Linked DNA regions of Homo sapiens: region 1 is linked to region 2. A link is a loop called in an ENCODE intact Hi-C map of the cell type or tissue named here. Cell type or tissue: HepG2. All regions are shown on one strand. Links, peaks and the distances in the headings refer to the core of each region. The heading gives the core; the rest is flanking DNA. Region 1 overlaps RBPJ (recombination signal binding protein for immunoglobulin kappa J region). Region 2 overlaps RBPJ (recombination signal binding protein for immunoglobulin kappa J region).

Region 1 (9,134 bases), core at 3,931-6,430, 47 kb after region 2:
TTCCTGTGCCTACTGCAGTGTCCTCATAACAGCAGATGTTTGCTTTATAGATTTATTGAGGATGATCACAGAGTTTCTGGTGAATATTTTAAAATAAATAAGGCTTCAAAGCAGGGTGGTATCAGCATATGTATATTTTAAGATTGTCTAAAATATAGTTTCTTTCTCCTTAGAAAACAGTGAAAAGATGAAGACTTCTGGTAAATTGTTTCACAGCAGTGGAATTTGTACATTAGTTTTCTACACTTGGGAGTTGAAAAATGGAAGAATTATTTGCCAAAAGAGGAGGACAAAAGATAATATGCATAATTCATCTTTTTCTGCAAGTTCTTGGAAATTTAGTCAAAGTACATAGTTCAGTTCTCTGAATTGGGCATGATATGCTCTTCAGAAATCACGTTTTGAAATTACAGAAGATAAATAACCTCTCCCAATCAGTGTGTTAACTACCCTGATGATGGTTGCTTGTCTTTGTACAGATGTGTGCAGGCATACATCTTTAGTGGTGGAGGCAGTAAATGAAAACATATGGATTCAGAGTATGGAAGAATTGAATTCATTTTTTTCTGTTGCTTTGTTTCACCAGATTCCCCCTATTCCACATTAACCCCTTGTCTTCTCCCAGATTATCCAACTCTTCCTACTCTTTTCCATAGCGTTGTTTTGGCTTTTTGGCATTGTAAGAGGATTGCTTTTTTTCCCCCTTAAGTTATGTTTACTCACTTCATTGTCACTGCTTTCCACCTCATACTGGTTATCCTGTTGGAAGCACGAGGTTTTGTGTTGTCTCTCTGTGGAATTTGTTTCTTCAAAGCTTTGTGTCTTTCCTTTGGTTGTCATCATGCATGATAGCAGCGTGTATTCTTTTTCTTTGGTAAATTTCTCCGCCTAGAGTGTACTTTAGAAGGAAACTAAACTGCATTCTAGTTTAGTTGGCCCCAAACTGAGATCAGTAGCCAGAGATGGCACCCAAGGGTGGTGAGGGGATTAAAAATGCCTGTAGAAGTGTTGGTGGCAGCAGCTAAGCAGCTAGATTAATCAAATGTGCATGAAATTTAACTTTAAATAAACTCCTTTGTTGTTGAATTTTCTGTGGAAAAACTAACTTGAGTGAGAAATTCTAGCCCTGGGGCAGGGATAGGCCAGAGATAAATGACACAAATATGCTTATAAAATGGGGGGTGACTGGGTGCAAGCAGAACACACTGAAAGCATTCATATTTGAAATAAACAGTCACTATCTCTGTAGGGAGCCAATTTTCAATCCTTGGTCTACTTTCCAAATCTGTTCTTTCCCCTACCCTCATTAGCAGATTTTGCTTATTTTGTTGACTCCTGTAACTCCATCCCCTGGGACAGTGAATAGTCATAACAGGTATTCAGCAAATATTAGCCAAATGAATGAACTTTTGATACTACTAGGTTTTTAAGACATGCATCTATCTTGTCATGGCAGAACAGGTCATACTCTTATTTACCAACCTCTTAATTTACAAACTGAGAGAATAGCTAGATATATAAGAAGGTAATCTTATTTTGAAATGATTTCAATTTCTAGAAATTTGTCATCACTGAACTCTTGTGAGGTGGGGATTGGTACATCTGAAGGCCAAGAATATCTGAGTGTGTTATGCTAACAATGAATCAATATTGCGCTTACAAGATTTCCCTTACCAAATGATTTACCCAGTCTTCACAATAGCTCTGCAGATTGCTAACAATTAACATTCCTATTTTACAGAGACGGAAGCTCTAGAATAACTATAAAAGTGTTGGGATTTTTTCTTTGTTTGTTTTTGTAGAAAAACCTGGATTTTGAGGAAGCAAAATGTGGAAAGAGTTTATGTAATAATTCACCAGATTTTTCTCACAGTGGTAGATATCCAAGTGTGAGATTATTTGATTGTGATCTATGCTCATATTCCACAGAAGAAAAGCTCTGTATTTCAACTAAAACATTTCCATATTTGGGGCTGACCAGATTTGGTTTGTTAGGAGGTGGACAGTTGCCCTTTTATGGTCACTAGATACTCCATTGCTCTCTTTTATTTCTCTTCAACTTGGTGGCTGTGACACTCCCTCAAACAATCTTTTCTTTCTCTTTTTTTTCACTGCTCTTTTGTACTCCAGTGTTCTCTGCTTTCCTCCCTCTCTCTTCCAACCTACCAGCCCCTTTCTCTCTCTTCTCCTCCCATTCCTCATTTACATGCAGCCTGAACAAACCAAAGAGTTTGCTGTACATTCTGCCTGTAAAAGAATAGTATGTGAACATTGCTTTTGAGTCAGCGAACTGGGCAGGTCAAGTGAGAAGTTATCTGACCAACAAGGATCAAGTCAGGAGGATGCTGGGAATAGCATAAATCTTAGATCTTAGGAGATTGTCCAAAAAGGAGAGAGCTGATCCAGGATGAGTAGTAGTTTTCAGAATAAAGGCCTTGTCAAATATAATAACTGGACCAGTGGTTTTAATTTTGGAGAAATGCTAGAACCAAACCAAAACATTGATAAATAATAGGAAAAATTAACAGTTAGAATGACTCCCTTTCAACTTGATTTTTGTTCCAAAGTTCAAATTTTTACTTAGAATTAAGGTTTTCTTTTCAATCTGAAATTCTTCTTTATATCCTGAGCTCCTAACATTTTAAAAGCACAGGTAATCAATTTGTTAACTAATAACATTATGTTTAATAATGTCATTATTTTCTTAAACACAGTGGTATATTATTGTTACTATAGTAAAGAATTGCCTGGGTGTAATTGCTGGAGATCTGAACATGGTGTATCACATTTTCCAATCAATTAGTTTTAGACTCAACAAAACTACATCAGGGAATTTGTAAGGTGTATTGAGAGACTCCCATTTAGATCTTGATACCACTTCTTTATAGAATCTTTCAAAAATGTGGATTATCACTTCCTTGAAGTGGCACCATGCTTCATTAAAGAACATTGCTTGTGGAGCAAGTAATAACAGTAAGCTATAGTGTTGTATCTTTGTAGGGCATTCTCCATAGGAAAGATAGTTCTATCAGTTTTAGCTACCTGAATTTGGTAAAATAGTTCCCTTTTCTCTCCATTGTAAAATTTGAAAAGTTAGGGTCTGGGTACACTGGCTCACGCCTGTAATCCCAGCACTTTGGGAGACCGAGGCCGGCAGATCACGAGATAAGGAGATCGAGACAATCCTTGCTAACACAGTTAAACCCCGTCTCCACTAAAAATACAAAAAATTAGCCGGGCGTGGTGGCGGACGCCTGTAGTCCCAGCTACTCTGGAGGCTGAGACAGGAGAATGGTGTGAACCTGGGAGACAGAGCTGGCAGTGAGCCGAGATTGCGCCACTGCACTCCAGCCTGGGCGACAGAGCGAGACTCCATCTCAAAAAAAAAAAAAAAAATTGAAAAGTTAATGTCAACTTACAATTTTTTTCTCCATCGTGGAAATTAACTTAAACATTACAGATCAGTTTTTTTAAATCATCATTTAACTGTGCTTTAATCATGTTAAATTGTAATTGATCTAAATAATAATGTAGTTTAATAGATAAAATTCCATAATAATCTTTTTGTTTTGGTTGCATGTGTTTTAACAGATGACTTGCTATTACAGTTTATTCATATAGTGAGCACCTACTGCATACAGATTTGTATTTGAGAACTCAATATTGTACACACATGAGTCATCTTGAACGTGAATAATACAAGCTTATAACTTTGGCCATATTTCTCTAATGGGCATGTATGCTATTAAGAAAAAATACTGCCCAGGATTAAAAGTTATAGCCTAAAATATTGAGTGTGCATTTCCAGTTTATTGTGGAAACTAGTTGGCATTTTTTTTTCTCAGCACAAATACAGTGGTATGACATTTTCTTCATTGCTAGGTTACTTAGTTATAATTCTTTAGGAGTCTGAATTTGAGTGATCTCTACAGCTGTTAACACAGATTTCCCTGGTTTATTTCACCTTATGCTATTGCTTCATATTCTCAAATTGGAATATTACAGTATTTCATCCTTGGGATTCAACAGTTTTGGTTTGCTGAGAAATCAATTACAGGTTAAGAAGTGATTTCTTTGAAACATTAAATAATGATAGGTGGTTTGTTTACTGGGAAAAGAGAATAAATGTTATCAGTGAATTGGGATAAAGTCATTATTTTGGAAAGGCAAAGAATATAAGTAGTTTATGGAACAGAATATGGCTTCCTTATTTGTTTTATATGTGGGGCTCATTATCTTTAACCTTTGTTGATCATTGTAGAGTCAGGAATGAGGGAAACCCTCACCTTGTGGCTTTCCGACCTTCGTTTTTCCTTTTTAAATTAGAAATAATGCTGCCTCTCAGGATTGTTAATGATACTTAAATGAGAATACACATAAGGAGATGTATTTTGTCTATTGCTGTCTCGTTTACTTTGCTATATGAAGCCAGTTGAGGAAGCTACAGGTATAAGTGGCAATGAGACTTCATCTAATCTTACAGATTTAGAGAATGGAGATAGAGAAGATAATTTGGAAATCCAGTTGATGGAATTTGTTAGTGAACTGCCTGTGGTGGAAGGCAAGATGAGGGAGGAGATCAGTAATACTAGTGCTGTAGACAGTAGAGACACCACATGACTTTAGGAAACATGCCTGTGCAGAAGTTGGTGAGAGGAGGAATATTAAGAATTAAATAGCTACAGTGGAGCTCATCTTTAAAGAAAAACTAGTCTCTTGTTTCTTAATTAAGCAATTTGACGTAGGGCGATTGACTAGACAGTTAACTAGTAAATTAACTGTAACACAACACCTTTGCAGCTTGTACAATTTGAGTTCATACATAGCATAGCAAAGTATCAAGTAAATACATAACATGAATGACTCAAAACTCTGAAAATCGTGTCCACTTCCTAGGGGCCTTGTTCTTGTCTTCTGCATTGCCACCCCGACTCACTCTCTCAAGGCTTTCCCTCCTATACTAGTGTTTCCATAAGTTACTGATGATGTGTACTTTAATCAGTGCTTGGTGATCTGGCCAGTCTCAATTCCAAACCTTTCCAAAGGCAAACATTGTCAGATGTTTGTAGAAGCATTAATGAGCTTGTAGTATTACCCAAGGCAAAGCAGCTTGCAGTTAGATCTTGCACCATCAAGCCTTGTGCTCCTGTGCTGTTTTTTTCCCTTTCAGAGCCTCATGGCCTCCTGTGAGGCTTGAGTGAGCAGATACTAGCTGGTGGGCCTGCTCTTTTGGTCCTAGCAATGCAGGAAGGCAACGTGACAGCTTAATGGCTCAGATACACGTTGGCAGAAAGCCAGTAAGCTTTGTATTGTGGTTAAGACCGCTTCTTCAAAGTGGTTTTCATTTTTACCACAAATGTAGGTTTGATCATTATAATGTAAGTTACAATTCAAAAGAAGAAATGTATTGCTTTGTATTAACACTCAAGCAAAAAAGGCATTTCCTTTTTCATGTAATGGTGTTACATAAAATGTTTTGGAAATCTCTTCTCCCCCATTCTGAACATAGGAATTTTGATTCCCATCATTTTATTTTAGTTTATTGCATTATTTTTAAACTCGTGTAGAATATCTACAATGTCCTATTTTATATGTGTTTAAAAGTGGCAATTGTCATCTTTAATTTTTTCCTTAGGGGCAGGCTTCTCTGAAGTAGCTTAACCCCTTATAAACCTGACTGATGGTCTTTCCTTTGTGCATTAGGCCTTATTCTGAAGGGCTCCATAAATGCTCTGGTCTCTGTTATTGAAAAGGAAAGATGCACTGCTGGATTCAAGTACATGAAAATACCAAACTGTGTGTCAAAGGCTTGGCTGCTAAGAAATTGGCCAAACATGGTTTGATGGAGGCTGGACTGGTACTGTGTCTGTGTAATTTCTACCAACAGAAAAAAGAACACAAAACCTCTTCATTAAATGGAACTCTATGTAGATTCATGTTCTTTTTCAATTTAGAAAAAAAGCGTTCTTTGCAGAATTCTGATTGATAGTGTAAGCCGTACATTCAGAAGACTGTCACAGTCCCTACTGCAATTGTAACATAGTGCTCTTGTGCAGGAAAAATGCAAGAGAAATTGTTTCAGCATCAGATTTATGACATACATATATGTGCACACACAAGTGTCTTTATGTGTGTATGTATGTAGTCAAGGTGTGGCACCCATAACAGATGTCTTTAGATTTCCTGAATTTTGTGTTTACAGCTTTATTTTTTACTTTTTTTTTTTTTTTTTTTTGGAGATGGAGTCTTGCTCTGTCACCCAGGCTGGAGTGCAGTGGCACGATCTTGGCTCACTGCAGCCTCCGCCTCCTGGGTTCAAGCGTTTCTCCTGCCTCAGCCTACTGAGTAGCTGGGCTTACAGGTGCCCGCCACCGGCTTACAGGCGCACACCACCATGTCCAGCTAATTTTTGTATTTTTAGTAGAGACGGAGTTTCATCATGTTGGCCAGGCTGGTCTCAAACTCCTGACCTCAGGTGATCCACTCGCCTCGGCCTTCCAAAGTGTTAGGACTACAGGCGTGAGCCACCATGCTCTGCCATGTTTACAGCTTTAGAAAACATTTTCTTACTTCTAGTAATCAAGGAAAAATTTACTCTTTACCCTTGCAAAATTTAGTCAGTACTGAAGGTTTGGGAAGGTAATGAAAGAAAGTTTCCTTTCAGATTTTTTGTTGCCTCCCTCACTCACACTAAATCAGTGCTATATCATAGAAGGTTTTAGGTCAGTTAGTGCACTTTACAATTCTGTCATAAAAATTCATATCCGGTCACCCTTTTCTTTTTTTTTTTTTCGAGATGGAATCTCGCTCTGTCACCAGGCTGGAGTGCAGTGGCACCATTTCGGCTCACTGCAACCTCCATCCCCCAGGGTTCAAGCAATTCTCCTGCCTCAGCCTCCCGAGTAGCTGGGACTACAGGTGCGCACCACCATGCCCAGCTAATTTTTGTATTTTTAGTAGAGACAAGGTTTCACCATGTTGGCCAGGATGGTGTTGATCCCTTGACCTAGTGATCCACCTGCCTCCCAAAGTGCTGGGATTACAGGCGTGAGCCAGTGTGCCCGGCCCCTGGCACTCTTTTCACAACATAGTGTCCATAATTGAAATGCAATTAAATTCTGTCCTAATGCAGAGTACGTGGAAAATCATGAACATTATAATCTAGTTAACAGAGTACGTGGAAAATCATGAACATTATAATCTAGTTAACATTTTGAACTGAATTTACCAGTATATGAACTTGTGCAAGGTAGTTTCTAAGCTGGTTTCCTCATCTGTATGATGAGGATAATAATAACTACCTGGTAAGATTGATGTGAGGGCTGGGCACGGTGGCTCATGCATGTAATCCCAGCACTTTGGGAGGCTGAGGCAGGGGGATCACCGGAGCTCAGGAGTTTGAGACTAGCCTGGGCAATATGGTGAAACCCTGTTTCTGCAAAAAAATACAAAAATTAGGTGGCCATGGTGGCTCGCACCTGTGGTCCTAGCTACTGGGGAGTAGGATCACTTCAGCCTGTGGAGGTTGCAGTGAGCCGAGATCATGTCACTGCCCTCCCGCCTGGGCGACAGAGGGAGACCCTGTCTCAAAAAAAAAAAAAAAAAAAAAGAATAATGTGGGTATGATGTGAGATACGCATGCAAAGTATGTAATATAATGCCTGCCCTCCAGTAGCTGCTATTGTAATGTACTTCATATGGATAGGGACAGTGTTTCTTATTTGCTGCTATCTGTTCCAAGTGTCTAGTGTGGTACCTAACACCTAATGGGCACTTACATGTGTGTTGAATAGTGAAAGGGAAAAGGAACCAGAATCTAGGAGAACAGTTAATTATTACCATTCTCCCTCATTCCTCTTCATCTCAGTTTTAGGTGAAATAGGCAAAAGAATTTCACTACTTAAACAATTTGAAGTGAGGGTGAGAAATAAGAGAGAAAATGCAAGGAAGAAAAAACTGTGTGACGTCTTCTATGTACAAGCCAGTTTTCCATAATCACATTGTGGATTTTCCATGGAAGATGTTCAGTCCCCATCAGTCTTTGTTGGGACGCACACAAAGCAGGCACGAAGCCCATCATGTAGCAAGTCAGGGGAAAGGGATGCTTGCTGCGTGCTCTCTGGCCGCCCTTCCTAGGGAGGCGTGGATTCTAGAACAGACTTCACTATGCTTCTCTCTCCTTTTGTATCCTTACCTTGATGGTAATAGGAACCATTTATATTCATACATATACTCCTCAGGTTCCTTTTTATCTCCTTTTTATTGCTAGTTTTGACAACTACTTGTCTGTTTTTTCTGTTACTGGGCAGCTGGAGCCACCTGACCTGGCACTAACATAGGACCCTTCACAGCTGAGCTTAGTTATCCCTCTCTAAGCCATAGTTTAAGGACAAACTAAATATATTTTTTTGTGGTAAAATATACATAATGTAAAATTAACCATTTTAACCAATTTTAAGTTTGCAGTCCAGTGACATTAAGTACATTGATGTTGTGAATGTACTTAACCATCACCACCATCCATCTCCAGAAATTTTCATCCTCCCAAACTGAAACTCTGTGCTCATTTAACAATAACTCTCCATTCTCCCTTCCCCCCAGGTCCCTGGTAGCCACCAATTTTTCTGTCTCCATGAATTTGACTACTCTAGGACCTCATATAAGTGGAATCATATAATATTTGTCCTTTTGTGTTTGGCTTATTTCGCTTAGCATGTCTTCAAGGTTTATTCATGTTGTGTTGTAACATATCAGAATTTCCTTTTCAGGCTGAATCATATCCCATCATATGTATGTATGTACCACATTTTTGTTATCCATTTGTTCATTGTCAGTGTACATTTGAGTTGTTTTCCACCTTTTGGCTATTGTGAATAATGGTACTATGAATATTAGTGTACAACTGTCTTTTAATTCCAGCTTCTGTTTTTTCTGAGTATATGCTCAGGAGTGGAACTGATGGATCATATGGCAATTCTGTGTTTAGTATTTTGAGGAACCATACTGTTTTCCATAGTGGCTGTACCATTTTACATTCTCACTAGCTATATATGAAAGGTTCCACTTTTCCCCATATCCTTGCCAACCCTTGTTACTTTATTGTTATTGTTGTTTTTTGTTTTAAATCAGAGCCA
Region 2 (9,134 bases), core at 111-2,610:
AGGTTTTTAAGTTCTTGGCAAGACACAGTAGCGATAGTGGGATTTTTTAAAATCCCAAATATGTATTATAATATGGGTAATAAAACAGATACCTTTATTCCTGCCCCCCATAAACTTATAGGGAAAGGGACAAATAAAACAAATTACAGGGTGATGTGTCGTGTGTGAGTGTGTGTGTGTGTGTGTGTGTGTGGTGTAAGAGATTGAAGTTCTGTCAAACTCAAATGTAATAACATTATAAAATTATGGGATGCCTTTCCTCTTTTGTTTTCTGCATGTAGCAATATTCTATTTATTTATTTTATTTTATTTTTTGAGACAGGGTCTCACTCTGTGGCCAGGCTGGAGTTCAGTGGCACAATCTTAGCTCACTGCAACCTCCACCTCCTGGGTTCAAGCGATCCTCGTGCCTTAGCCTCCTGAGTAGCTGGGATTACCAGCGTACACCATCATACCTGGCTAATTTTGTATTTTTAGTAGACATGGGGTTTCGCCATGTTGGCCAGGCTGATCTCAAACTCCTGACCTCAAGGGATCTGCCCACCTTGGCCTCCCAAAGTACTGGGATTACAGGGGTGAGCCACCATGCCTGGCCTGCATGTAGTAATATTTAACAAATGGTAGTACAACATGCTTTCACTGGACTCTAAGCCAAGTCTGTTAATAGCAGTGATTAATTTTAAATATGCCTTATATTTTTTAGTGCTTTGTTATTTGCTCTTAAGAATAAATTCTAATAACCATGACTATAATTTCAGATTTGACTCTTGGCCTTAGAAAAGTGTTTTGCATTTGAGGAGCACTCTGTAGATACGTATTGACTGAATGAAACCTGTTGCTTCTCTGTTCTTGGTAGATGATACCATATTCCGTTTGGTTCCCAAAGCCACGATTCCTAATTCCTCTCTCACCAGCCTTTACATTTAATTACTGAGAACTGATCATTTTTCCTTCTAAAAAATCTCTTGAATTTGTTTCCCTTATCCTCACTGCCGAAGTTCATGCTGTCATTTCTCACCTGGTTTACTATGACGTACTGACAGCCTCTTTCTGCTTCTAGAGTCACCACCTTTATCCAGCTTCTACATGTAGCAGAGCAGTCTTTCTAAAGAGCAAATCTGATCACTGCTTAATCTAAAAACCTTTCAATGGCTCCCCCTAGCAGCGTTCATTAAGAGAGGCAACAGAGTGGAGGGTTATGAGCTCACATTTAGTGTTTAATCTGAACTGGGTTCCAATTCTGTCTCTGGCACTTAAAACCCCTGCCAGTTAAAACCCCTGTAACATTGACAAGTTAATCTCTTTATCAATTGCAAGATAATTATTCCTAACTCAGAAAGTTGTTGTGAAGATTAAATGAGATAATGTATGAAAGCATTTAGCAGAATTCCTGGCATGTAGCAAGTGCTCAAAAGATGTTAGCTACTGTGGCGCATAGGATCCTCCATAACTATTTCATCTGTCTCTTCTCCAGCTGAGTTGTTTGCCATTTTCTCTCCATAATCAGTGCTTCAGTCATATTAAAGTATTTTGACATCTCTGCATGAGCCCAGCAGTTTAATGCGTTCTTGTGTATGAAAAGTAATGATCCTTAGTAGGTTATTTCTCAAGACTAAGGGAATATTCTAACCAGATCTACCAGACTACAGTTGGTGCCTGGCTGTATAAATACTGTATATTTAATACAGTATTAAATGCTGTATATAATTCTCTTGGAAGCATGATACTAAGTTGTAATTATCACACCCAAATATTGTCACTTGGTGGCAGGTATCATTTATATTCTTATACTTAGAAGATTGTCTATCACATGATAGAGACTCAGCAAAAAGAATTTTTGAACATAGGACTCAGTGCTTTGAAATCTTGGTGCAACATGGTTCATGTGGCACAATTTTAAAATTGTGTGTGTGCTTGTGTGTATACAGTATATGTGTGTCTAATTCATATATATGTATAATTTATATATAGGTATTTGACTTTGGTTCTGTAAGGAGTAATTGCTGAAGTACCCAGAGGAATTGATATTTTCAGCCACAAGCAATCTCATAGCCCCTGAGAACATTATAGTAAGGCTCTTAGGCAAAAGTTTTTTTTTTTGATTATTAGAAAATACTACATTATATTTGTATAAAACTGACAAGTTTAAATTTCACTTTTGTTTTTTATATGATTGGCTGTCAGTGTTTATCAAAAGATTCCATTATTTTTAACTGTTTTCAGTACTAGATGGCTAGGGATGTATGTTAGATTAAACCGTAGAACACTGTAGACTGCTTTTTGGGGAATCCATGCCATAGAACCAAATAATAAGTTGATAATTTACATGGAGACTCAGGTCTCATGGACATATTACTGACAGATAATTTCTTTAAGCTTCAGGTTCTACCTCTATAAAATAGGGGATGATAATTATATTTTATCTGTCAGGCACATTGTGACTGTCAAATAAGGTAAATTTTGTGAAATAAGGTCAAATGAAACAGTGTATGTGTAAGTGACTTGTAAACAGTAAAGCGTTCTATACAAATATTTTAATTACTATAAGAATCAGTTTCCTCTGGTAACCTTTCATCTTGAGCAGGGCTCAAGATGGACTTTTTATACTGCAAGCTGTGGTTTTGTGGGTCATGTTTTAGGAAGGCAGCAATGTATTTGGTGCAGAGGACCGCAACCCTTGAAATATGTGCTTTGGCATTTTAAGCAGACATATTTGTTAAATTACTGCTTGACCACGAATGTTGTCATTGAGTCACCCCCAGCTTTTTGGGGTCTATTTCTTACTGCTCTCTTCTCTGCTTGGGCAGCTGTAACAATGTAGGAATGTTGAATGTCTAGCTGCTACTATCTCTCAGACTCTTATCCTGCCCACAGTTCTGTATGCCTCTTAGGCCTGGCACAACATCATGGTGTTGCTTATGCCTCATTAGACCTGCTGCTTAAGGGAATTAAATGATACCCTAATGGTCTAAAAAGGGTAATGTATTTCCGAACATGTCATATTTACTGTAGGAGGTTGGGGAAGGCGTCACAGGCACTGTAAGTGGTAGTAATTACCTATCCGTATAGATATTTGTGTAATTTTGTTGTGTTGAGACAATGCATAATGGTAAGTTTGAGAGCTTTTCAGTCATATTGGTGAAGTTTACGGCAATCTTGGGAATATTTATACTATTTTAAGTTTACAAAAAATAAAATATAGAAAACACATTTTTTTAATGCATTCTGAGTTGCAAAAGCCTTGCAATGAAAACTGCATCTATTTGATGTGAAGCAGAATACACTAGAGAATCAAGTTGACCCTGGAGGTTTTTTTTTTTTTTTTTTTTTTTTGTATTCAGTAGTCTTAGCCTAAGAGCTAATGATTATCTGTGCATTGTTAATGAGATGATAATCAGAGTTGTAAGTGATAAGAGTAGTTTCTCATAAAAAGTTTACATAACAGGAGAAAAAATATTTAATGTTGGGCGCAGTAGTAGCTCAGGCCTGTAATCCCAGCACTTTGGGAGGCTGAGGTAGGAGGATGGCCTGAGCCCAGGAGTTTGAGGCTGCAACGAATGGTGATCATGCCACTGTACTCCAGCCTGGGTGACAGAGAAAGACCCTGTCTCAAAAAAAAAGTTTTTCACTCTATAAAACTTTTTTATAAGTATGATATTGTGTTATAGAAGTACAGTATTGCTTTATGAAATATAAATGTAATATTGTAGTTTTTTTAAAATAATGTGAACAGTCTATTATGGACATAGCTTAATTTCCTCCAGTACAAACTAGCTTTAGACTGGTTTGCATAAATAGAACAAAGGTATATGTTCCCTTTTGGAAAACTGCAGATCTGCAAAGATTGTGCCTGATTTTGCCAGCATGTTTTTTCACATCTTTTTTTTTTTTTAATTTGATAACATTTTTCATGCAAAAAATTACCTAGATCTGTACAAAGCTCCTAATCCATACACCATTTGGAGTAAGCAGAAACACTGGGGTCCTAAGACATGTAGGAGGGGTGTTAAGGAAAATGTTAATAGTATAACCATGCTTTAGTGGCTCTCCTTTTAGTATTGTTTTAATAACAATATATTTATTAAATAAGCAGTTGAACACTTATTAGGTATAAGACACTCTTTGTGCTGGTCCTATAAAGATGGCTAAGAAATGGTTTGGTGAAGCTCATGACTTGGTAGAGTGTACACAGGTAATTATTGTGTAAGGGAGATTATGGTAAGTGCTGTAACCGATATTTAGTGTTGGTGGGAACACAGATGTAAATGATTATCTTCATTTGGAGTTCATAGAAAAGGTGAGAGTTGATAGGGAGTGATGGGAAATTAAGCTGGAAAAGTAATTGGGAGCCTCTTGGAAGACCTTGAGTGCTAACCTGATTATTTGGTTTTTTGGCTGGTTGGTGTTTTTTAGAGACAGTCTCATTGCTCTGTTGCTCAGCCTGGAATACAGTGGCAAAGTCGTACTTCACTGCAGCCTCAACCTCCTGGGCTCAAGGGATCCTCCTGCCTCACCCTCCCCAGTTGCTAGGACTATAGGTGTGTGCCACCAAACCCAGGTGTGCGCCAGCAACCCCAGCTAATTTAAAACATTTTTTTTGTACAGACAGCCTTGCTATGTTTTCCAGGCTGGTCCAGAGCTCCCGGGCTCAAGTGATCCTTCTGCCTTGGTCTCCCAATGTGGTGTGATTATGGATGGCCTAAGGTGATTATTTGAATATTAATCAGGGATACAGAGGACAAGGGTAAGGTATTGAGGTTTTTGTTTGTTTGTTTGTTTTGACGGAGTTTTGCTCTGTTGCCCAGGCTGGAGTGCAATGGTGCGATCTTGGCTCACCGCAACATATGCCTCCCGGGTTCAAATGATTCTCCTGCTTCAGCCTCCCGAGTAGTTGGGGTTACAGGCATGCGCCACCACTTTCAGCTAATTTTGTATTTTCAGTAGAGACGGGGTTTCTCCATGTTGGTGAGACTGGTCTCGAACTCCTGACCTCAGGTGATCCACCCGCCTCAGACTCCCAAAGTGCTAGGATTACAGGCATGAGCCACCGTTCCTGGCGGCATTGAGGGTTTTAAGATGAGGTAGGGCTGGATGTAAACAGTGTAAAATAGATTGGAATTGGTGGACACCATAAGAGAAATATAATCAAAATCTGATTTTGGTGGTGGGCCTAGGAATGAATAGGCCAAGAAGCTCTTTTTGAGGCAGGGTGATGTAGGGAACTTGGGAATAATTGTACTGTAAGTCACTAAAATAAGTTTGTGGCTATGAGCATTTCACTTAAGCTAGGTCTTTTCCTTTGTCTAAAAAATGGAAGAAAATAATACCTCATGGTATTGATGTGAGGATTAATAAGAGATAGAAAATGCCTACTGGGCCGGCTGGGCGCGGTGGCTCACGCTTGTAATCCCAGCACTTTGGGAGGCCGAGGCGGGCGGATCACGAGGTCAGGAAATCGAGACCATCCTGGCTAACACGGTGAAACCCTGTCTCTACTAAAAATACAAAAAATTAGCTGGGCGTGTTGGCAGGCGCCTGTAGTCACAGCTACTTGGGAGGCTGAGGCAGGAGAATGGCATGAACCCGGGAGGCGGAGCGTGCAGTGAGCCGAGATCACGCCACTGCACTCCAGCCTGGGCGACAGAGTGAGACTCTGTCTCCAAAAAAAAAAAAAGAAAATGCCTAGCTTGGTTCTGGTAATAGTAGGTGCTCAATAAATAGGTTCTCCTTACCCCTTTTCTGAAGTGTGGAATTTAAAGGGTAAGATGGGAGTGGGGTACACCCCCTTCAGAAGGGAGGGTAGGAAAAAACCTGAAATTAAAACCTGGTGATAAAATAATCAGAAAAGGGAAAGTTCTGAGTAAGGTGAACAGATACAAGAGAACCTTTTTAACAAAGTGTTGTGCTTATTGTAGGTCTTTAATAAATGCTGGATGCTTATTTTTGCATACTTCTGTTACACTTAACATTGTTCTGCAATTATATAAATTTATCTGTAATTGATTGTTTAATCTGTCAGTGAGCTTCATAAGAAAAGGAGCAATTATTTTACTTACCTTGCACAATTGTGGAGCACCTACCATCTGCCAGAATGTTATTTGCTGGATGAATATGGCTTGAGCAGATTTGGTAATATATAACACTTGCCACTAGGTGGCTCTTGGTCTTGATAAAGCTGACATTCAGCATAGATAGGTTTTTCTACCTAGAAACCCACGTAGAAACTGACCCCCGGATTATATTCACTTTTTTGCCTTTTCTGTACCTATATTTTTTGAAGTGGAATATGAAACACATATCATATAGAAAACTCATTTAGACTGTTGAAAATTAGAAAAGTGTAATGCCTTTAGAATATGTCCTGTAGAAAGAAGCAGAATGGAAGCTCAATGAAATTCACAAGTGAACAAAGCACATTTCCCCATCTCTCAATGTGCTTAAAGTGAGGCATGATGGTTTGATTTTAGGCATTGTTTTTTGTTGTTATGACTGCGTAAATTGCTTTAAAGGAAGATATTGTGAGGATTTGTTTCTCAGAGGATTTGATGAACGATGATGAAGCGTGGTGTGTACTGATGCTAGGCTATGATTCTGTGTGCTCTTATTTGTATTGTACTCTTCCTATTGAGAAGTAACATACCATCTAATGGTAACTTACATAACATAGAAAGGTAACTACATCCTGTGTGACACGTGTGATATATATTATTAAATCCATTAGATTCAGGAAATTTTAGAGCCAGAGAAGACCTTACTAATCATATATTCTAAAAGTACCCATTCATTTACACAGACAGGTTAGATAATGGCTGAGACACATTCAGTGACTGAGCTAGTTCCTGGTTTGTTTTAGGGGGAGGGGAAGGCCTGTGTTAGTCTTTTGTTTTTGAAACAGGGTTTGCTGTCACGTAGGCTAGAATGCAGTGGTGCTGTCATGGCTCACTGCAGCCTCAATCTCCCGAGCTCGTAATCATCCCACTTGAGCTTCCTGAGTAGTTGGGACTAGGTGCACGCCACCATGCCTAGCTGGGTTTTGTAGAGACGGAGTTTTCCATGTTGCCCAGGCTGATCTTAAACTTCTGGGCTTAAGGGATCTGCCGGCCTCAGCCTTCCAAAGTGCTGGGATTACAAGTGTGAACCCCTGTACCCAACGTTATGTTTTTTTTTTTCCCATACCTTTCTATTTATCTCACTCAGCTGCCTTTTAATGTTACATGCATTTTTAAAAAATAGCCCTTTTTCTCATATGTGCAGACTTAGAGCAAGACTGTAAATCCCTCAGCACCCAAGCCTTGATGGGTAGAGTGCGGCGGCCAGTGTTGCTTCATTAAATGGTCAGCTCGGAGCCTGCCTGCTCTTTCCTCGTTTGCTGTGTTCCTGTTTTTGGTGCTGCTTATGATCTTTGTCTTGTATTTCTAACTGACCAGGTGGCCTCTTCAGGAACATAGTTGTCCTCCTCACTGCACACCTCCTTATCCACTCTGCTTCAGTTGCTCCTACTCGAGAACTGGCTGGACGCAGTTACCTCTGGCTTACTCCAGTCTCTGCCTCTTTTCTCTCTAGCTTCTTGGTTATGCCACCTGCAATAAATTGCAGCTGGCTGTTTCCACAGCCTCTGGAAGGGAAGATGGAAGGACAGAGGAGAGTGAAAAGAAAGAAGGCTGTCATACAGAGAAGAGAGGCTACAACTTGAAATTTTATACTGAAAGATGATCTGGTTTATGAACATGATGATGATGTGTGTAGTGAATTTTTTCTAGTGTATATGCCAAGGCAATATTATTCTCTTGACTATGGGATTCATTAAGTCTGTTGTATCTGTCATCCATGCTTATCCACATGTCAAGGAAGTGAATTAATTTCAGCATTCCCAAGATAGAAGTGATAGTATATGGTAATTTACTTACAGCTTATAATAATGAGTGTCATTATTTGATTAAATGGATATTACTAATTAATGGGAGTTGCCATGTCACTATTGTAATGTTAAAAAAAAAAAGACCTTTCAGAGGTTATTTCATAATTATTGGTAAGTAAGCCATTCTTTGTCCTGGCCTTCCTCCCATGTATTCAATGTGATATGTACACTTTGCACACAGGATTTACTGACATGTCATTTACTTAAACAGCAGTTTCTTAGGTACCCTAAGTCCTGGAAATTGTCAGTTGCTTAAATAATTAAATACAAATAAATCAGCTGTCCACCTAAGCTACCATATACATTTTTGTTTAAATTCTAATGTAATTTAAAAGGCATTTATTTAATTTTTAGCTTGTTTTCATAGTTATTTCAGGGAAATGACCATCTTGATATGGAAATTTTTCTTAGAAATTAATTGATTTCACATCTGTATAAAATAATCATCTTGATTATTTTTCTTGTTGGAAAAGTAATGTTTGTTATAAGAAATTCAGAAGTTATTTATTTACTTCTTGAGACAGGGTCTCGCTTTGCTACCCAGACTGGAGTGCAGTGGTGCCATCATATCCCACTGAAGCCTGAAACTCCTGGACTCAATCCTTCCATGTCAGCCTCCCAGGTAGCTAGGGCTACAGACACTCGCCACCAGTCTTGGCTAATTTTTGTATTTTTTGTAGAGACGGAGTCTCTCACTGTGATGCCCAGGCTGGTTTCAAACTGCTGGTCTCTGGTGATCCTCCCACTTTGGCCTCCCAAAGCACTGGGATTACCAGCATGAGCCACCATGCCTGGCCTCAAAAGTTACTTAAGTATATTGTGTAAAGTGAGCCACTATAGTCTTATACCAGGAAATAATCACTGTTAACAATTGGGAGTACCTTTGACCCTTGAACAACACAGATTTGAACTGAGTGGGTCCACTTATATGTGGATTTTTTTCCTCCAAACTTGGATGGAAAATACAGTATTCATGGGATGCAAGAATAGTGTATATGGAGAGCTGACTGCCGGTCTTGAGTATGTGTGGATTTTGATGTATGGGAGGATCCTGCAAGCAATCCCCTGCGGATACCAAGGAACAACGATATATTTCTTAATTTAAAGAAATGGAAACGCTGACATTCGATTCTATTTTAAAAATTTCAGTAGTTTTGCAAACATAATATTAAAGGTGCCAGGGAGCTAACACTTTGTTGAATATCTACTCAGTCCT

The links. A loop is a pair of places that touch in the nucleus more often than their neighbours do. Peaks named below come from ENCODE experiments on the same cell type or tissue, not always from the same donor. Only the 100,000 strongest peaks of a DNase experiment are listed, where the experiment ranks them.
Region 1: a loop joins it to region 2, with 2.7 times the contacts of the local background. A loop is called at or near these places in 9 of 110 quality-filtered maps.

The regions. Positions count from the first base shown.
Region 1 is chr4:26,367,701-26,376,834 of GRCh38, forward strand. All of the region lies in intron 1 of RBPJ (recombination signal binding protein for immunoglobulin kappa J region), which reads left to right. Among named protein-coding and RNA genes, the nearest start is that of RBPJ, 51 kb to the left of the region's middle. RefSeq lists enhancers at 4,670-5,170, 5,346-5,395 and a silencer at 4,967-5,261. In HepG2, for the core only: no CTCF peak of the experiment used is centred there; a DNase peak (open chromatin) is centred at 5,101.
Region 2 is chr4:26,324,234-26,333,367 of GRCh38, forward strand. All of the region lies in intron 1 of RBPJ (recombination signal binding protein for immunoglobulin kappa J region), which reads left to right. Among named protein-coding and RNA genes, the nearest start is that of RBPJ, 7.8 kb to the left of the region's middle. RefSeq lists an enhancer at 6,714-7,008. In HepG2, for the core only: a CTCF peak has its summit at 1,163; a DNase peak (open chromatin) is centred at 1,158.